Linked DNA regions of Homo sapiens: region 2 is linked to region 1. A link is an interaction called in ENCODE POLR2A ChIA-PET data of the cell type or tissue named here. Cell type or tissue: PC-3. All regions are shown on one strand. Each heading gives the region's core, and the rest is flanking DNA. Links, peaks and the distances in the headings are about the cores only.

Region 1 (10,165 bases), core at 3,174-5,673:
AATTATTTGAGCCAGATAGAGTTTGGTTTTCTGTTCCTTGCTGCCAAAAGCATCCTAACTGACACAAAGAATTATTCCTCTTCCACATTTGTCTTCCTTTCACAGATGAAGAAATAGGGACCCAGAGAAGCCATATAATGTATGCCAAGGTCACACAACCATGATTAAATGCCTTTTTTGTGTGTGAGATGGGGTTTCACTCTGTCACCCAGATTGGAGTCCAGTGGTGCAATCTCAGCTCACTGCAACCTCTGCCTCCCTGGCCCAAGCGACTCTCATGCCCCAGCCTCCTGAGTAGCTGGGACTACAGGCATGTGCCACCACACCCAACTAATTTTTGTATTTTTGTGTAGAAATGGGTTTTGGTCATGTTGCCCTGGCTGGTCTCGAACTCCTGAGCTCAGGCAATCCACCCACCTCAGCCTCCCAAAGTGCTGGGATTACAGGCGTGAGCCACTGCACCCAGTCTGTTTAAATGCCAACTTTATAAACCTAAGATTAGTTGTAAAGGAAATTTTAGAGATGGCTTTCAACATAAGTTGGGTAGCAGATTTATAACAAAGTTCTGGCTGACATTTAGAATAGTGATAAGCTGAGTAATAATATTCAACAGGGAATCTCAGATAACTTCAAGGGGCCTTTTGGAGTCCTGGTGTTTCAATCCAGAAATTCCTTATCCTCTCAGCATTACGTCTGCCAAGCCTACACACCAAGAAACCTGGCCCTGGGATGTTCTAGACAACAAGAAGTTCCATTTAACCACATTCCTTTAAAGTCAAGGGCCAGACTTAGGAAGCCAGCTTCTTGCTTTCTCTCTTCAAGCCCCTACCCGGGTACTTCTAGAGTATGAGAATCAAGGTGCCCAGAAAACAGAAACCAGCAGCCCAAATTGGAGAGAATTTAGACCTTAAAATCTTCATGGGCTCAAAAATTTTCTCATTAGTATCTGCCTTCTGATCATAACGGTCCCAGAAAATTCAAAACATGTCTTGCGGATCTGAAGCCACCCTGCATCTCCAGTGTTAGCGTAGCTCAATCCCCTTTTGTTTTCTACGTTCTTCTCCTTCTCTTCTACCGTCTTTGTCCACACCTCCCACATGTCCACCATATCCAGCCTGGGAAAGGTGCAGCCATGGCTGGGCACGGGAAGGAAAAGGAGGAGTGATGTGCCGTCCCCTCCCCGAAGTCTCAGCCCCAGGGTGGGGTATTATTCTACTTCCTAATCCTTACATTTCTGCAGTGGTTCCTGTCTCTAAAGTCTTCATGTCTCCCTCCACCATGTTTCTTGATGACACCAGAGTTTTATTTGAGAAACATGGAAAAACTGGCCAGTGAGCCCCTCAACCCCAAACCACACCCCCTTTGTGTGGCAGCACAATTAATACGAAGTCCCAGTGTTTGTGTCTGTAGCCTATATTGTTTGCCGTCTGCCTTTGGGAGAGGCAGACCTCCTTCAGGGTCTATCAGCGGCACTTTATTGTTTGTATCTTCTATTTAAATTTTTAATACGGATACATTGATAATTTTAATTAAAAATAACTTTCTGCATTACTTCACAACCTGTTTCTTTTTTTTAGTTTGCGGTAATATGTTGAGAATAGTATGTGATACCTGTGGCAGGAGAGAGGAGTAGATTCCTTTTAAGGCAGTTAGAGGAACTCCTTGTTGTTCAGGCAAGCACCAAGGCAAGAAGCAGTGACAATTTTTCACTGACAGTGCCCCAAACTTGCCCTGCAAAGCTTAAAAGGAGACGCTGCTCTTTGAGGTCCACTGCTTGAATCCAAGGCATGTGCTATGCTTAGTGGAGTGTGTTTAGAGCTCCTTTTTCCAACATGCCAAAAAAAAAAAAAAAAAAAAAAAAGATGCTCATGCTACTTCTTGCTTTCTGTCTATTTCTTTCTTGCCCTTAGGCTTAAAAGTAAGCATGATGGAGAACAAGAGAGAAGGCGTGCCCTGGCAACCATTGCCAGGAAACAGATTTCACTGAAGTCATAAATTAGAAAGATAACCCACTTACCGGAGGTGGGTTCATATGCAATGCTGAAAAATCTGCCAGTATAGAGAATATTGCTACCTTTAGCTTCAGTTTTTTTAATCACTCATGTTTGATAATTATAAAGATGTTTAAAGAGGAAATCATGATGTATAATCCTATCACTGTGTAAGCTCTGCTGATACTTTTTCTCATATAAATGTTTTCTTATGTAAAAATAATAAATACACATGGTAAAACAAAAATCAGACAGAAATATACAAAACAGAAAGTAAAAGTCTACTTAACATATGCTTCCTGCTTTCTTTATTTTTTAAGCTTAAATTTGCCAAAGGAGCTTCCTACTTTCAAAAACTTCTTTACACACACATATATAAATGTGTGTTCTTTTTTATTATTTATGTAAAAGAGATAATGCTGCTCACTTTTTTGGTCTTATATCTTTATTTTTCACTTTTTGGAAATCTACATCAATATTTTAATTCTGCTCTATGACTACATCATATTTTATTGAACCAATCTGCTTTGCAAATGAATTGGTGGATATTGTTGTCAATGAATGATTAAAGGACTTCAACACATTAGAATTAAAATGAAGCTATGAAATCACCTCAATTACCATTTATGAATTTATTATCTCTACTTAACAAGTGTTTATTGAGCACCTAGTATATACCAGACATTTTCTTAGGTGCCAGGGATGTAAGCAGGATAATCATCTCTGAGTCAAATGGATCATAGCCTAAGTGGAGGGAGATAGCTCAGCAAATCAATAATTACTGTCACTGCTGAGATATGAATAACAAAAAATGCTGTAGCCACTGAGATTAGAAGCCCAGTGTAAGCTAAAGTTAAAGGGTTAATGAGGAGAAAATCTTGAGCAAGCCACATGTGGGAAGGCTTGAAGACATGAAGTAGCACAATGTATTCATGGAGGTGCAAGAATTTGGGGGTGGTCAGAGCACAAGTTTCGTGAGGGAATCCAGCCTAGGCAACAGAGCAAGAGCCCATCTCTAAGGCCTTTAAGCTAGAGACAGAGGCTGGGGTCAAAGCCATACCACAAACTTTATCCCAAAAGCCATAGGGAGTCATTGAGGTTTTAAGTACTGTGGGGAGAAGGGAAATGGGAGTGATGTGATAATTTTTAAATAATTTAAGAAAAAAGCAAAAATTAAGGATTAAAATAGAAAAACTTCTGGCTACAAATTCACTCTCAGCATAGAGAAAGGAAATAAGAGCTAGATAAGAAAAATAAACGGGCTGCAGGTGCAGTGGCTTATGTCTGTAATCCCAGCATTTTGAGAGGCTGAGGTGGGAGGATCACTGTAGTTCAAGACCAGCCTGGGCAACAAGGTGAGACTCTGTCTCTATAAAAATAAAAATTAAAAAAATTAACTGAGCATGGTTGCTCATGCCTCTAGTCCTAGCTGCTTGAAAGGCTGAGATGGGAGAATCGCTTGAGCCCAGGAGTTTGAGATTATAGTGAGCTATGATTGCACCACTGCACTCCAGCCTGGGTAACAGAATGATGAAAACCCATCTCTTAAAAAAAATGAAAGAAGGAAGGAAGAGAGAGAGAGAAAGAAAGGAAGGAAGGGAGAAAAGAAAGAAAGAAAGAGAGAGAGAGAAAGAAGGAAAAGAAAGAAAGAAAGAAAAAGAAAGACCAAGCAAGCAGGGAGGGAGGGAGGAAGAAAGGAAGGAGAAAAGAGAAAAGGAAGGAAGGAGAGAGAGAAAGAAAGAAGAAAGGAAAGAAAGAAAGAGAGAAAGAAAAGAAAAAGAGAAAAAGAAAGGAAGGAAGGAAGGAAGGAAGGAAGGAAGGAAGGAAGGACGGAAAGGGAAAAGAGAAAAGGAAGGAAGGGGAAAAAAGAAAAGAAAGAAAAGGAAGGAAGGAAGGCAACAACAACAACAAAAACAGATTTCAAATGAAAAGTGAGTACGACAGGATACTGAGAGTATGAGCAAGATAACAAATTATTAAAGGATAGTTAAGAAAGGTAAATTAAATTTTTGATACAATATTCTAACTTAAATCATTCTAATGAATTTAATTCTCAATAAATATACTTCATAAAATCCATCAGGTAAGATGATCTTTGGCAAAGAAAAACTAGGATCCTTCTGAGTGGTGCACTGGAGCCAGCTAAATTGGTCATGGTAGGAGTATTTATACCATGGAAACTGGCCAACACACAAATCAGTTTTGGTTTTGCTTTTGTTTTCCCCAAGAGTGCCTGTTGTTAAACATTTGTCAGCACACTATTGAACCCTCCTTGAGTGAAGCAACTAGGAATCATTGAAAACATCCACAATTTAATTTCTTCCAGAGACACCAAACTATTTCTATGCCTCCTCCCAATCCCCTCAAGTCCTAAAACCTATTTCATTGTCGAGATTATCAGCACATCAAAACATGTATTGTAAGTCACATCATTACATTTGCAAGGAGATAAAGAAATTAAAAAGCATAAGCATAAAGACAGGTCCTATGACTCTTGTTGCCCAGCCCTGGTGAAGACTAAGAAGCTGATAACTAGTGACAACTCTCCATTTTAACAGCCTGTTTCCCACAGGTGAAAGGGACCCATCATAGGCCTGCAGTGATTCTGATGACTCACAGGAAAGCAGTCCAGCTTGTTTGGCCAGTTCTTGGGTTATTGGACAGTCATGAATAGCTTTGGAGCTACTAAAGTCTCCTCTGGTGCCCTGAAGCTTCATTACTTCCATGAAATTCAGAGAGAGGTATTTATTTTACTGTTACCACTTTGGTATCATTTTATGGTTTCTCTTTCCAGAAACTTCTGTGCCAGAGCCAAAGTAATGGGACTGGATCTGTCTTTTTTTTTTTTTTTTAAGTGTTCATGATCATGCAACAGATACACCCACAACCAGTGAGTTTCAAAGCCAAAGGAAAACAACAGGCCTTTGATTAGGCTGTACCTACTCCAGTGCAGGAGGGCACCGCAGCAGCTGGGGGAGCCTGGCTTCACCACCTCTTTTCATTCTCCAGAGATGGGTGGAAAACAGTGTGTGGGTTGGAATTAAGGAATTGGGTTGACTAGCCCAAGGCTGGTTGGGAGCCTGCAGTTCAGAGAGAGATTATTGCTTTATTGGCTCTGGTAAAAAAAAAAAAAAAAAAAAAAAAAATGTGACCATCTTACATCATCTCAGCAGGACTGAAAATTTCACATGATTATCAAAGTGCATGAAATGCTAGACAGATCATTGAATGTGAGTGGAAAGGGAAAGGAGGGGTTGGTGGAGCAGAGGTAGATGCCCACTTTCTCACCAAAAAGAGCATCAGGACCTACTAATGGGTGCAGGAAAGTGAGTCAGATCTGGCCTTAAGGAAGTATCCTGAGTACCCACCAGTGCTCAGTTTCCTTATTGATATATCACTAGATACCAGCTACCATGACTTCTCTGCTCCTTTCCTGTCAATGACCACCCAGCTGAACCCTGCTCAGAAAAACTCTCCTTGCTTCAAGAGGGATTGTGTGGGCTTAGCTCAGGTTCATGGAAACACCCTGCTTGTTTCTTTCCTGTGGAGTGGATGGTGAAAGGAGTTGTTAGCACCAGTCAGCTTTTTCTTATCAAGTAACTTCATTATTTCTAGGGCAGCCACATACCCTTGTTTGTCCCAGACAGAGGGGTTTCTGGGACGCAAGACTTTTACTGCTAAAATCAGGAAAGTTCCTGGCAAACGGGGATGAGAAGTCACCCTAATTGTCACAGTATCTGATGAGGTGCCAAATGAGTAAGGGACAGTCAACACTGATGAAGGTTGGAATTGGTAGCTGGGAGTTTTGTACAATGCTGTGTATTTTACAATGCACTTTCACACACACTATCTCATTTTAATCTTATAACAAATTAAAGAGGGCAGAGGAGGTATTACTATTGCTTCATGTTGATGAAAAAATTGAGCCACAAAGATTAAGTGACTAGCTCAATGACACAGAGCTGGTTAGTAGCACAAAATTCGGGTGTTGCTTCCAACTCTCTGTGGAGTGAGATAGGAAGCAATTGATAGCTGGAGTCTGTGTTCTTTCTGCTGTACCATGTTGTCTCTCCAGTTATAGGGAGAATGGAATTCCTTTTTCTCTCATCACTTGCCTTTGTTTTTTCTTGTTATGATGCTCTGTTGTAGAGTGACAATCTTGCAGTGAAGAATAATTCAATGGAAATTCATAGCTTTGTCCCCAACCACCAACAACCAGGAAGCACAAATGCTCAGACATTAGCTGTGACTTCTACCCAAAGGCAAGGTAAAATGTCATTGCCAAGGATTACATTCAAATGACCTCTAATGTGGTTTTCTGATGGAGGGAAGAACTGAAGACAACACTAGTTCATCAGAAAATGCTGAGTGGAGAATTGCAGAGGTAGGGAGAAGAGAGAGCTGTGCATCTTAAGGCAAGATGACAGGCTCAGAAGTCAACAGCCTCAAGCAGAAGCATGCAGGGTTCTGGGATGAGAAACATGACTCAGCATTTATCCTTTCCTATAAAACATAGCAGCGTGTTAAGGCTGCATTTGAAATTTTACACTAAGGCCAGTGATAATATCTAAATTACGGTCATGACATGCATAACTTGATATCAGGTAGACTAGAAATTCTTCCTAAAATTAGAGAAGTTACAACCAAACCCAAACCTATCATTTCTGTATCCAATGACAGTCACAAAAGTATGAATATCTATGAGGAATTATAATGAATCTAAAATTTCTCTGGCCAGTCCTATTTCTTTTAGAATGTCAAGCAGCATTTGATTTATGATAATGGCTCAGATTTTCAAGATTAAATTCATGTTGGTATACTGTCTTTTAAAGCATGAAAACCCATTTGCTACAGAATGATATAATCATAATCTGCACTATAAATGAAAAGGCTTTATGTTGGCAAAACAAACATCTCTGAGATGCAGTAGAGCGATATGGTATACTGGTATGTACGGCGTGAAGAAAAGAGCTAGGGTTTTGCAATCAGCAGATTCAAGTTGAAATTCCAGTTGTGTTAGTGTGTGATGTTGGATGTTAAGTCTCAATTTTTTCATCTGTAAAATGTAAATCTTGTAGATTTGTTGTACTCTTAGATTTGTGGCCTCATAGATTTGCCTCCTCAGCTTCCTCTGTCTTGTTGCTTCTGTGGACAGCACATGGAACAGGGAACACAAGAAGGTTTCAAAAGATTTAAAATCATGGTTTTTAACATGTCTAAGATGTTATATGGTAAACTCCTTCCACCCATCAGCACTATCTCTCCTATACCAGGAGTAAGCCATAATATTTGTTTTACAAACTGCAATACTTAAATGCTTTTGGAGCAATTGAAATGCTTAAAAAATAGAAAAAACATCTCCAGTTCACCTTATCAAAAGCTGCAAGGACCCCTTCTTCCTTTATATAAAAATATTGACACACCTAGGCACACTAAGGGGCGTGTGAGATAGATTGGCAATTCAGATCTCCTGGCCCTTCACACTGGTCAATACCCACTTAATGCCACACTTGAGGCTTTTCCTCACATGCAGGGAAGCTGTAAGAGTTTAAATGACCTAATGGCTATAAAAGTTCCTAGAAGGGTACCTAGCTCAAAACAATGCATTCTCCCTTCCAACTTTGTTTTCTGGGTTCCACAGTTATTGAGACATTTTCCATTTGATATCACACAATTTTTTTTTTGCCAGTGTACCCAGAAGAATGCACTCTGATGATTCTATGTGTTTTTAGAAGGAGGGCCGAAGGACGCAAATTTTATTCAGTTATCTAAAAGTCTGACTGCCTGAAGTGATATTATTATTTCAGTTGTTAGAAAACTACGTAAGTATAGATAAGATAAAAATTGAATCATGTTGATTCTAGTCATCTATCAGCTTTTTTGTAGTAGTGATTTAATATTAACTTAATATTTTATGTTGTAAAAAGTTAGGAATCTTGTTTACATGTTAGAAATAGTTATGTTGCTGTCCTCCCTAAAATCCATAAAGCAGAAATTATATATAAATAAATTTACAGGTGCCTTTAGTCATGATGAAGGATTTCTCAGAATTCTTCTTTTCTTTTTTTTTGAGACAGGGTCTCTCTCTGTGTTGCCCAGGCTGGAGTGCAGTGGCGTGATCTCGGCTCACTTAAGCCTTGGCCTCCTCGGCTCCAGTGATTCTTCCACCTCAGCTTCCCTGGTAGCTGGGACTACAGGCACACAACACCCTGCCTGGCTAATTTTTGTATTTTTTATAGAGACGAGGTTTTACCATGTTCCCCAGGCTGGTATCAAACTCCTGGACTCAAGCTATCCTTCCACCTTAGCCTCCCAAGGTGCTATGATTACAGGCGTAAGCCACCGCACTCAGCACCTCAGAATTCTTGAATATAAAATTGCTCTGATTTATTTGACTATAGAAATGACTGAAAAATCTCAGCATTTTAAACTTTTTTTGTATACCCTGTTTCTAACTGCACTAAGATAAACAGTACAGTTATGTGTGTATATTTATATATTTTTTCCATGTTGGGGTATTTTCTGATCTTTCTCTAAAAAGCCATATATGACAATTAGCAGTAAGATGGAAAAGATAAAAGATATATTTGAGTTAATTTGGATAAAAAATAGACTTTTCTATTTAAGATTTCAAAATATTAATGACCTAAAACAAAACAAATTTTGCTGTTGGTCAGTTTTACTCTGGTTGAAGTAATGCATATTAGAAATAAAAGAAATCTTAAATAAGGACCATCTTCTAAATGTTAGCCAGGGGAGAAAAAAATAACAATGAGTCTTATCTACTGTTAAAGACTGTTTGTATCCTCCCAAAATTAATCTGTTGAAGCCCTAACCCCCAGTGTGATGGTGCTTGCAGATGGAGCCTTTGGAACATAATTAGGTTTAGATGAGGTCCTGAGGGTACAGCCCTAATCCCATGATATTACTGCCCCTAGAAGAAGAAACACTAATGAGTTTGCTCTCTCTCTCCACCACGTAAGGACACAGCAAGAAGGCAGCCATCTGCAAGCCATGAAGAGAGCCCTCACCAGAAACAAAGCATGCCGGCACCTTGATCTTGGACTTCTAGACTCCAGAACTGTGAGAAAATACATTTCTGTTGTTTAAGCCACACAGTCTGTGGTGTTTTGTTACAGTGGCTTGAGCAGATTAATCTGTTTACCAAAGGGAAGATGGACGTACACGCTATGGCTAGGAAGGAATGATAACTTATCATTGAACCTAAATGTAGGGGATGTCCTGCCTAAAATTTTGACCATGCTTTTATTTGTGTGTATGTATTTTTGTTTTGTTTTGTTTTTGCTCCTGGGTCAGCCTTGGGAGGGTAAATCACTACTGAAAGAAACATGGCTTTGTCCCCCAAAAAAGGATGAACATGTAGACCCTCTGGGAGTAATCAAGGCCTAGTATTAAGGAAAGACAGGGAAAGGTCAGGAGGCCTTTACTTCTGTGAGTGTCTGGAACCCAAAAAGACAATAAAAGCCTGCTGCGGATTAGGGCCTCAAAGTCAGTAGCTTCCTAGCCTCATTCTTGGAATTTACATCCCCAGGAAGAAAAAAGGGTTGCTGGTTGGGAGTCCTCAAATGGTAGGCTATTAGGCCACTTGTGACATGGCACTCTTGAGACAACTGGTGCATTGGAGGATAGTTTCAAGGTAAACAGTGAACCTGGAGCTCCTTGCCTAAGCTTGGATTTGAGCAAAAAAAAAAAAAAAAAAAAAAAAAAATAGCTTTGTTCAAAAATCCAAAATGGCAGAACCAGCTTCCTGAAAGACATGGCTCCTCATTTCCATCCACCCCCACAGACCTGGACCAGAAATATTCCTCAGTGCCCTTTAGATCTTATGGAACAAGTTTTCTTCAGTGATACCACATGTTGGTGAGAAGCTATGACAATAAATGTCTGATCTCTGCTTAGGTGTGGAAGTCAGACAAATTCCTCTATTCACAAAACCCCACAGATTGAGTGGCTTAATCTGTGTTTGCCTTTAGGGTTCTTTGATATTGAAAGACAAAGGGTAGTCTCAAGAGTAAGAGACTGAACTTGATAATCTCGCATGTGTGTGTTCAAGTTGATTTTTAAATTTAATTTAGAATAGAAAAGAAATGTGTATATCTCTGCAGTTGACAAATTTGGTTAACTACAGGCATAACTGTAGCAGTGTGTGCATA
Region 2 (10,165 bases), core at 4,238-6,737, 320 kb after region 1:
GAAAGCTGAAACTGGATCCCTTCCTTACACCTTACACAAAAATCAATTCAAGATGGATTAAAGACTTAAACGTTAGACCTAAAACCATAAAAACCCTAGAAGAAAACCTAGGCATTACCATTCAGGACATAGGCATGGGCAAGGACTTCATGTCTAAAACACCAAAAGCAATGGCAACAAAAGACAAAATTGACAAATGGGATCTAATTAAACTAAAGAGCTTCTGCACAGCCAAAGAAACTACCATCAGAGTGAACAGGCAACCTACAAAATGGGAAAAAATTTTCGCAACCTACTCATCTGACAAAGGGCTAATATCCAGAATCTACAATGAACTCAAACAAATTTACAAGAAAAAAACAAACAACCCCATCAAAAAGTGGGCAAAGGACATGAACAGACACTTCTCAAAAGAAGACATTTATGCAGCCAAAAAACACATGAAAAAATGCTCATCATCACTGGCCATCAGAGAAATGCAAATCAAAACCACAATTAGATACCATCTCACACCAGTTAGAATGGCAAGCATTAAAAAGTCAGGAAACAACAGGTGCTGGAGAGGATGTGGAGAAATAGGAACACTTTTACACTGTTGGTGGGACTGTAAACTAGTTCAACCATTGTGGAAGTCAGTGTGGCGATTCCTCAGGGATCTCGAACTAGAAATACCATTTGACCCAGCCATCCCATTACTGGGTATATACCCAAAGGACTATAAATCATGCTGCTATAAAGACACATGCACATGTATGTTTATTGTGGCATTATTCACAATAGCAAAGACTTGGAACCAACCCAAATGTCCAACAATGATAGACTGGATTAAGAAAATGTGGCACATATACACCATGGAATACTATGCAGCCATAAAAAATGATGAGTTCATGTCCTTTGTAGGGACATGGATGGAACTGGAAATCATCATTCTCAGTAAACTATCACAAGAACAAAAAATCAAACACCGCATATTCTCACTCATAGGTGGGAATTGATCAATGAGATCACATGGACACAGGAAGGGGAATATCACACTCTGGGGACTGTGGTGAGGTGGGGGGAGGGGGGAGGGATAGCACTGGGAGATATACCTAATGCTAGATGACGAGTTAGTGGGTGCAGCACACCAGCATGGCACATGTATACATATGTAACTAACCTGCACATTGTGCACATGTACCCTAAAACTTAAAGTATAATAAAAAAAATGCATTTTCTTTTTTAAAATTTATTTTATTCTTAAATTTTTAATTGACAAGTAAAAATTGTATATATTTATATTGTACAACTTGATGTTTGGTTATATGTATACATTGTAGAATGGCTAAATCAAACTAATATATGCATTACCTCACATACTTATTATTTGTGTGTATGTGTGGTGAGAACACTTAGAATCTACTTTCTTAGTAATTTTCAATTATACAATAATATTGTTATTAATTGTAGTCATCACCATGAACAATAGATTTTTTTTTGAGAGATCTCTTAAATGTATTCCTCCTAACTGAAATGTTTTGTCCTTTGTCCAACATCTCCCCAAACCCCCAGCCCCCAGCCTTTGGAAACCACCATTTTACTCTGTTTCTATGAGTTTTACTTTTTTACACTGCACATATGAGATCATGTGGTATTTGTCTTTCTGTGCCTGGCTTATTTAACATAATGTCCACCAGTTTCACCCATGTTGTCGCTAATGACAGGATTTTCCCTTTTTAAGGCTGAATAGTATTCTATTGTGTATATACCACATTTTCTCAAACAAGAGAGTGAAGAGACAACCTACAGCATGGGTAAATATACTGTATTTGTAAACCATAAATCCGATAAGGGGTTAATATCCAAAATATATAAAGAACTCAACTCAATAGAAAACAAATAACCCAATTTAAAAATGGGCAAAGGACCTGAATAGACATCTTTCAAAAGAAGACATGCAAATGGACAACAGGTATATTAAAAATATATATTCTAATGATTATCACTGGTGGGTGGAAAAGCTTTTTTTTGTATATTGATTGTGGATGCTGGCTATTTGATGAACTTCTTAAAGCTGTAATAGAATTTAAGCTAGTTGTCTTAGATTTTCAAGGTAGATGATCCTATCATCTGCCAATTCTTTTTTTCTTTCCATTAATTAAACCTCATTTCTGTTGCCCTATTTTGTTGGTGAGGGCCATCGGGATAGTGTTGAATATCATGAGAGTTAATATTGCTGTTTTAGATAAAACTGAATCTAATATTTCCTCATAAGTATGATGGTTTCTAAAGATGTTTGCTATAGCCACTCTATATTAAACCAAGGAATTTTTCTTATATTTCTAGTTCTTAAAAGGCTTTTATTTTCCTCTCTCCTATAAATGGGTTTTATATTTGTTTGAATTCTCTTTTTTTTTTTTTTCAGCTTTCTTGGTATAATTACCTGGTTTTCTTCATTTAATTCACTGAATTGCCTTCATAGATTTGCTAATGTTGGAGCATCTTTGCAAGAATTAATGTTGATTTATTTTAAATGTCCTGCTGAATTCAACGTACTGAGTTTTTTAAAATAGAATTTTTGCACTTATCTTTATGTTTTAAAACAAATGAAATTGTTTTCTGCCTCATGGCCTGTAGCCTGGTTAGTTCCTCAGCTAAATTTTTTTCCCTCTGTTCTTTGAATGCCTCACTCCTTCTATTTAGTTCTCAGATTGAAGGTCAACATTTTTGCTATCACTTCTTGATTTTACTGTTTAATATTTCCCCCACTGCAGTGTTCCCTTACATATTATTCTGTTTCATTTTCTTCAGGGCACACATCACTGTTTAAGCCATTTTATTTATTTGTTCACTCATTTATTGTCTGTCTTCTCCAAAAGAATGTAAGTTGCATGAGGGCAGCAAGTGTTCATTTAGTCTACCACGTTGACTTCAGTGTCTCCACATTGAAAACACCACGTACACTAGATGGCAGAAGTTCAGAGGCATGGGCTTGGGCTTTGGTGGTGAACTGTGTGGCCTTATGCAAGTTATTTAAACTCGCTAAGCTCCAACTCTATAATATATAAAAGGGGAATAATAGTAGTCACATGACACATCTCTGGAGGGATTAAAGGAGACAACATATTTTAACAAATTTCAAGAGCTAGGATAAATTAGCTGATCACTAAGTGTTAGTTTTCTTAACTCCCCCTTTTCCCTTAAGATTGTAATAAGATACCAGGAAAAAGGAAATAGCGCCTAGGAAAATGCTGTGTGCAATCAGGTATATATTCTGGCAGAGAATCTTTGTATGCAATTAGGCAGAGCACTCTGCCGCTATTATTACAGCTCAACACATTGGTTTGAAACAGCTTCACTTTTTACTGAGATAACATTTTCACATGGAAATTTCAGTGAATGTTAGCCTTCAATATCTGAGTTTCTAATTCTTTCAGCAGAGTTTATAATTTTCCAGAATGCCCCTTCTTTTAAGGTGTTAGTTACAATGTAGGCTATTTCATGAGCATTTTCTAACTCCAGCCTTTAAGACAGAATTGTAAAGCAAGAGATAGAATTCTGCAATAATTTACTGGTTGATTCCCAAATTTCAAACTTTAACATAGGTGTCAGAACAATAAGATGATTTATGATTATGACTGACAACACAGGTTGCTCTTATGCATGTATCTATTCAGGAGCCAGTTATATTTTTCTAGCTGAAAAATCATCTTTAAAGTTGTCTTGAGGGGTCTGAGTATCCCCCGATTGCCATGACACAGCAGCTGTTTTGCTCTCAGTTTCCTTGTTTCAGTTTTTCCATCCACTTATTGAGTTCCAGGTTGTATACCTGGTGCACACCCGCACCCAGGCAACTTACCCTGTAATTACTAGCAAATTACCTAAAAGTAAATAAAGAGCCTGAAGTATTGAGTTAAAAAAGGTAGCTCCACAAAGTGATATTACCATGACCCCTTTCTGGATTTGGCTCTTGATATCGCTGACAACTTTTTCTTGAAATTCTCCAAAGTATGTCACTCAGTTGACCAAATGGACAGCAGAATGCTTTAGGTGTTTTCATACTTTCCAGTGGCACAGCTATGCCTCATCCAATGGCAGTGGATATTCGCCAAAGTGTCACTCTTCACCAAAATGTGCAAAAACATAATAAAAAATAAAATGATGTAATCTCATTGGAATTTGTGCAGGCTAAACAACCGTGACTGTGCTAAACCACCTATATAAATCATATTTCAAAGCATAAACTGCACATTCTCTCAATTTAAAAGAGCTGAATCTGCATTAAAACCTCAAATGGTCCTGAATTGAGGCCTCATTAAATAGAAAATTCACCAACTAATGCAGGTCAAGAAACCAGTTTGCTTAGGCAACAAAACATTTGTGGCATTTCTCTCCTGTATGAATTCGTGCACGCTGGAAAAGGCAATGATTCTGGTTGAAGGCTTTCCCACATTCATTACTTTTATAAGGTTTCTCTCTGGTATGCATCTGACTTACATCATGGGAAAGCTAGTTTCATGACTCCTTTGGAATAGTTGTGGTCCTGAATATGGAAAATCAATTAATGAATAGCTTAAAGCACAATAGTCAACAAATAGATGTGAAAATTCTTTGTGAACTTTAAAGTCTTACTTAAACGTGAGATATTATATACAGTGTTTTATGTTAGACTGTGAGCTTGTTAAAGAAAGAACTATGCCTTCTTTTTCTTTCTACCAGTTCCAGTGCCTCGTACAACATAGAAACCATAAGTGTTTTTGAAAGAGCAAATGAATATTGGAAGGAGTAAGGTGATAGCTAAAGCTAAAACAATGTTTAGGGAGAACAACTGAAACAAAAGCAGCATTTGTGTCTTAAACTCATGGCCTCTGAAACAGCCTTGATAGATAGTAGAGAGGGTCAGATAGAGAGAGCCTGACTCAGAGATTGGGAAGCCCTATATGGTTGGAAGAGAAAGTAAGAGGAGACCCAAAGTATTAGACCACAGAAAGAAGTTCTAATAGTCAGTGTCAAGAGATTCAGCAGGAGGTTGTGTATCAGGATTTGGGTTTGGGAGTGGTATGGAGCTTACCTATCTCTAAAACGAGCAGGAGGGCAAAAATGAATCCCAGTCCCAAAGAATTCACTAATGGCCAGCAAACCAACACAGGAACCCCAGCACAGACACACAAGATAGGAAACCAGTTGTTGAAACTACAATGTAACGGGGCTGATTTAATAAAAACCTGTTACATGAGTTATAGGTTTTTTTTTTTTTTTTTTTTTTTTAATGTATGTGCCCCACCTTAGGAAAGCCAGAAATAATGGCAACGAAGAAATATTCATTCACAGTGAGAAAGCCATTAGAACGTTGGCTGGAACCTAGGGGCATATCGAGGGCCCACGTGGGAAGGACAATGACAACTTGTTTAGTCCTCACTGGTTTCCCAGTCTGTGGATCTTATTTGAATTATCCAAGTCATCCAGATAATGGGAAATAGAGAATGTGAATCTTCCATATTGTGGTATTATTAAAGAGCATTAAGTAACGAGCTGGTAGGTTCTTTACCTCTTATTCATGTATTACTCAGAAATGCCTCACTTTTCTGGAATTCCAAATCTCTCAGCAATCATATTCAAATGCCATCCCTTTTACTAACACACATATAAAGTGGTGATAGTTTTTTTTTTTTTTTTTTTTTTTCATTGAAACCTACACTTGGCCTCTGGAGACAACTGAACTTATTTATAGCAGTGCAGGGATTCATTTTTAAAATTACTTTCCCATGTCGTCTATGACACATAAAAAAGAAAGGCGTGCTCTGAGCCAATTGGGATAGGGATTATGTATGGCATATGTAGCAACTGCTCCTCTCTTCCTGTTTTGTACATGTGTCCAATAGAGGAAGAGCAGCTGCATCATTTGTCATTAAGTATTAGGCAAGTAAGGGCTTTGTCTGGGGAGAATGACACAGAATAAACATTTCCCACCTTGGAAATAAATGTCTCCTATTGGCTTCGATGTGTGTGTTGATAAACGATTTTCGATTGCCTAAGGATTTCTCTGCTAATGGGAGGCCATTACTTTCTACAACGTTCAACAACACTGATATTATCCCGCGATGCCAATGCATTTGTGCTCCGTGGCAGTCATGGAGACTGAAAGTGCCTGCGAAACCAATGTGTGACAGGTCACATTTGCAATGCCAGTGCACAGTTACCCTCTGCAGAGCTTTGCTCTCCTGGGATACTTCTATTCTTAACTATTCATCGGAATTTAATTACTAGCAGACTTTTCATCCTGAAAGTTGCCACCACCAGCTAATTTCAACAATACAAGAAGCCCCAGTGTCATCCAAGAAGGCCACCTTATACAAAGTACCTAAAATAGCTGCAAGGTTCTCAAGTGAGTATTCATAGTAAGAGAAAAGAGTGCACGCTGGCCAAGTTAGAAGTGGGATCCTGGAGCCAGCCTCTCATTCTTGGCAAACAACGCAAATGCAGCAGGCCTCTCTGTGATAGCAGCGTGGCAGCGAATGAACAGCTCCTTCTCTCCCTTTAGAAAATGTTTAGGGCCATCGTTACAGAACTCTTTTCAGGCTTCAAGTTTTAATGTTCTGGTGGGAGAAATGAAAGTATCATTTCCCAACACATTAGAAAATGCCTAAGGTACACAGATAGGATGGGCTACCTGTTTGCCTTATTTCGTATATCCAGCCAGATTGTCTACATATTGCCTTCTGAACATACCTTCTACTCTCTCCTTTCCAAATATCTGCTTCCTTTGATTTCTGCCAAATGAAATGTTTGCCCCACCACCCTGCCCTACGACCATCCTCTCTGATAAGCAAGGTACTCAAATAAACTATATCTTAACAAATAGTTACCCCTGTAGCATGATGTACTTTCAATTGGAGAGCAGAGACCAAGGAAGGAAAACGAGATTTCAGGAATCATGCACAACATAATGGACCAAAAGAAGACAATGGCAGAGAAGTGAAGGGAGAGATGCCAGAGGGCATCACTCAACAGTACTCTTACTGTTCTAGGGACACTGATAGATGGACCGCATGATGTACAACATAAGACAACAACAAGGTTATGTGGATAAATTCTATAGTAAAATACACTTAAGAAACAGTAGTCCAAATAATTAAAATACATTTATTTTCTGCAAGATTTCCCAGAGCCTGATGTGTGTTGTTATTCTCCAAGAAGTAGATACATTTGACCCAGGATTCCCCCTCCTCCCTTTTTGGTAATAACCTCTCTTAGAACTAATATTCCATGGCACACGGGTTTTAAAAGAGTTTCTCAGAAAAAAAGGAGAATTAAGCATATGATAGAAATGAAATGGTTTAAATCTCGGGATGACTGAAAAATATGTACATTCTACCCAGATAAATAAATATATATATATATATATATATATATATGAATCAAAAGTTGGGTAAAATATAAATTAAGTAGGATAATATATGAATAAAGGGATAGATTCTGTGTGATATCTCTGTCTTGACCTAAGGACAATGACATTGTTGCTGGTTTATAGGGTTTTGGGGGGTAGTAGGGCACCCAACTGAAGGTATTGTGCTCTTGCTTTTGAAAATATGTCAGTGAACTTTGTGCACTACAACATGGCTTATAAGTCCTTTATGATCTGCATCCCGTCTCATGCTACTTTCTCTCCTTACTCCCTTTGTTCTAGTCACCTTGACTACATGCAGGTTTTGAATAACTCTCTCATTTTGGTGCTATTGTGTTGCTGCATCCCTGTCTAGAACACACCTCCCAGCCTTTTTTCCTGGATAACTCCCAGTCATCATTCAAGTTTCAATGTAGATGTTTCTTTCTCCAGGAAGCTTCCCTACTCCCTCTGCCAATGAATCAAGTCCTGCCAGACCCCCACCAGGTGCTCCCATTGCCCCTGAATGCCCATCACATTCGATTACAGTTGCTGCTGTGCCTGTCCATATTCCCCACTAGATAGTAAGTTCAGGGAGGGGACTGATCTCAGTCATACTCTCAGCCCCCAACCTCATGGCACAATGAAGCCACCCCAAAACTGTTAATTATCAATTAATTAATCATCTAGTGCAACATCTCTGTCAAGTTACTCCAAGAAGATAGTGTGATGGAATGGGGCCCTAGCACCTCCCCCCAATACACACACAGTGACAAGAAGCTTAGCCCTGACAAGCTTATGCTAGCTTCTATCAAAGGACTTGAGGATTTTTTCTCTTTATTCTGCTTCTTGAGGTTCAAAGTCCTCCAACTGATTACAATTCAAAAGTGGGACTTTTAGGGTAAGGAGAAAGTTGTGATATAGGCAATGTACACAGAGGTTGACAGATTGACCAATTCATTCATCTACTAGCATGTAAGCTCCATGAGACCAAGAATGAAAGTCAGTCCATCTGCAGCAGTGTGTGAGCAGAGGAGTGGCAGGATAATGCTGGAGAAGGCAGGAGGAAACTGATCACACAGGGTCTTGTAGACTAGTAAGGATTTTTGTATGAAGTACCAGGACACAACTTTATTATACAGGGCTTTTAATGTTAAAGTTTTATAATGATCACTTTTCTCATTCTGTAATTCTTCCTTATTTCTATCACCAGCCCAAAAAGAGAAGCAATTCTTTCTTCTTCTTTTAGTGCTTCTGTTCATTACAGAAGCAAAAATATTCAGGCTATTTTTTTCTTTCCCTTGAATTAAGGCTGGAATATATGCAGGCATCTCTTAATATGTTATATCTCTATTCAGTCTCGTTTCTGATGCCCCCAACATACTCCATCAGAAAAATCAATCTGAACTTCAGCTGAGGACAGAGTTAAAGCTTTCCCTAGGATCATGTGTGGTTGGATTGGGGGTTGAAGGTAGGTGGTGGTTATTCCACATGCCAGGGCAAATGAACATGAGATCCAGCCCACTAAGAACTACCTCTATCATTATGTATCCAGGGTATTTCTAATAAAAAGAATGAGGAGAAGCTAGAGAAAGATAATTTTATCAAAAATCAGAAATTAGATAATTACCACAATTAAGCACTAAATTAATTCTGAGCTTATGATTACCCAAGGCAAAAGACAGTGTCATGGGATATTTCTGTCTAGCAGAAGGAAAGATATTAGTTTTTAAGGAGAGAATAACTTTTTTTTTTACAGGTTATAAAATCAAGGACAAATTACTTATATGGAATTTAATCATAGAGACTTAGAGAAATCCAATGGAAAATATGTTTTCTAAAATATTTCACATGTATTTCTCATGGCCATTTCTTATGCCAATTCTTGATTAAAAACAATTGAGATCGTGGCATATAATTGTGGTTACATTAGAACATTTTGATGAGGCACTGGACTTATATAATCCAAATATATTACAGTTATTACCCAGAATATTATCAGATAGATGGTTAGCATTTGCTTTGGCTATCCACAAATATGTCATTCATCTTAATCAATGTTTTAATAGAAAGCTAAGATTAGGATTTCTGAAAAGTATCTCCAGTACAGATAGTCCATTTTGCTTGAAAAGAGATCTGTAGGATTTTTAGATACCAAATGATTAATCATACCTGAAAATACAATACTTTGTTGCACCAACACACAATAATCTTCCTGAACAACAATCCCTCCCTAATGGCCATATATTCAGAGGTTCATGACAGTTCATATATTCTGTGGTCTCTGCTTCCATGGGCTCACTGCCTTCCAGTCAGTTTTTCTAAGTAACTCTTACTTTTAGTCCCTGAACTTCAAACCTATTACTTGTAGTCCCTGAACTTCAAACCTATCCTATGTTCTGCAATGCATATATCTGGCTTTGCTTTCATACTGCTACCTGATCTTATTATCTTCTTCCTGTCAAATAATCATTGCATTACTAGGAGAAGAAATGAGGATTTACAATGTAACTTACAGCAGAAGGATGAGGAAGGAAATTTTCAGCACTACAATAAGGTCAAGTTAAAACTATGTGTTAGAAATCTCCCATCAAAAATGTTTACGCTATAATAGCACTATCCAATTGGAAAATAGTACAAACCACGTATGCAACTTAAAGTTTTCTGGTAACCATAATTTTAAAAGTAAAAAAAAAAACAGTAAAATTCATTTTAATAAGTCTAAATGCAATATATCCAAAGTACTATTATTTCAACATGTAATACAAATTTTTAAAAATATATTGAGATGATTCAAAATTC

The links. Peaks named below come from ENCODE experiments on the same cell type or tissue, not always from the same donor. Only the 100,000 strongest peaks of a DNase experiment are listed, where the experiment ranks them.
Region 2: POLR2A ChIA-PET joins it to region 1 with 16 read pairs; 3 of 35 experiments call an interaction of 5 or more read pairs at or near these places.

Annotation. Positions count from the first base shown.
Region 1 is chr12:67,588,636-67,598,800 of GRCh38, forward strand. LINC02442 (long intergenic non-protein coding RNA 2442) reads right to left here and starts at 1,355. Exons shown (of 3, transcript NR_183543.1): 1 at 1,231-1,355. RefSeq lists a silencer at 972-1,191 and an enhancer at 4,229-4,318. In PC-3, for the core only: no CTCF peak of the experiment used is centred there; DNase peaks (open chromatin) are centred at 4,186 and 4,626; H3K4me3 peaks cover 1,057 bases; H3K27ac peaks cover 2,175 bases.
Region 2 is chr12:67,905,017-67,915,181 of GRCh38, forward strand. No RefSeq gene overlaps it. Among named protein-coding and RNA genes, the nearest start is that of LINC01479, 19 kb to the right of the region's middle. In PC-3, for the core only: no CTCF peak of the experiment used is centred there; DNase peaks (open chromatin) are centred at 4,265, 4,405, 5,535 and 5,655; H3K27ac peaks cover 2,500 bases.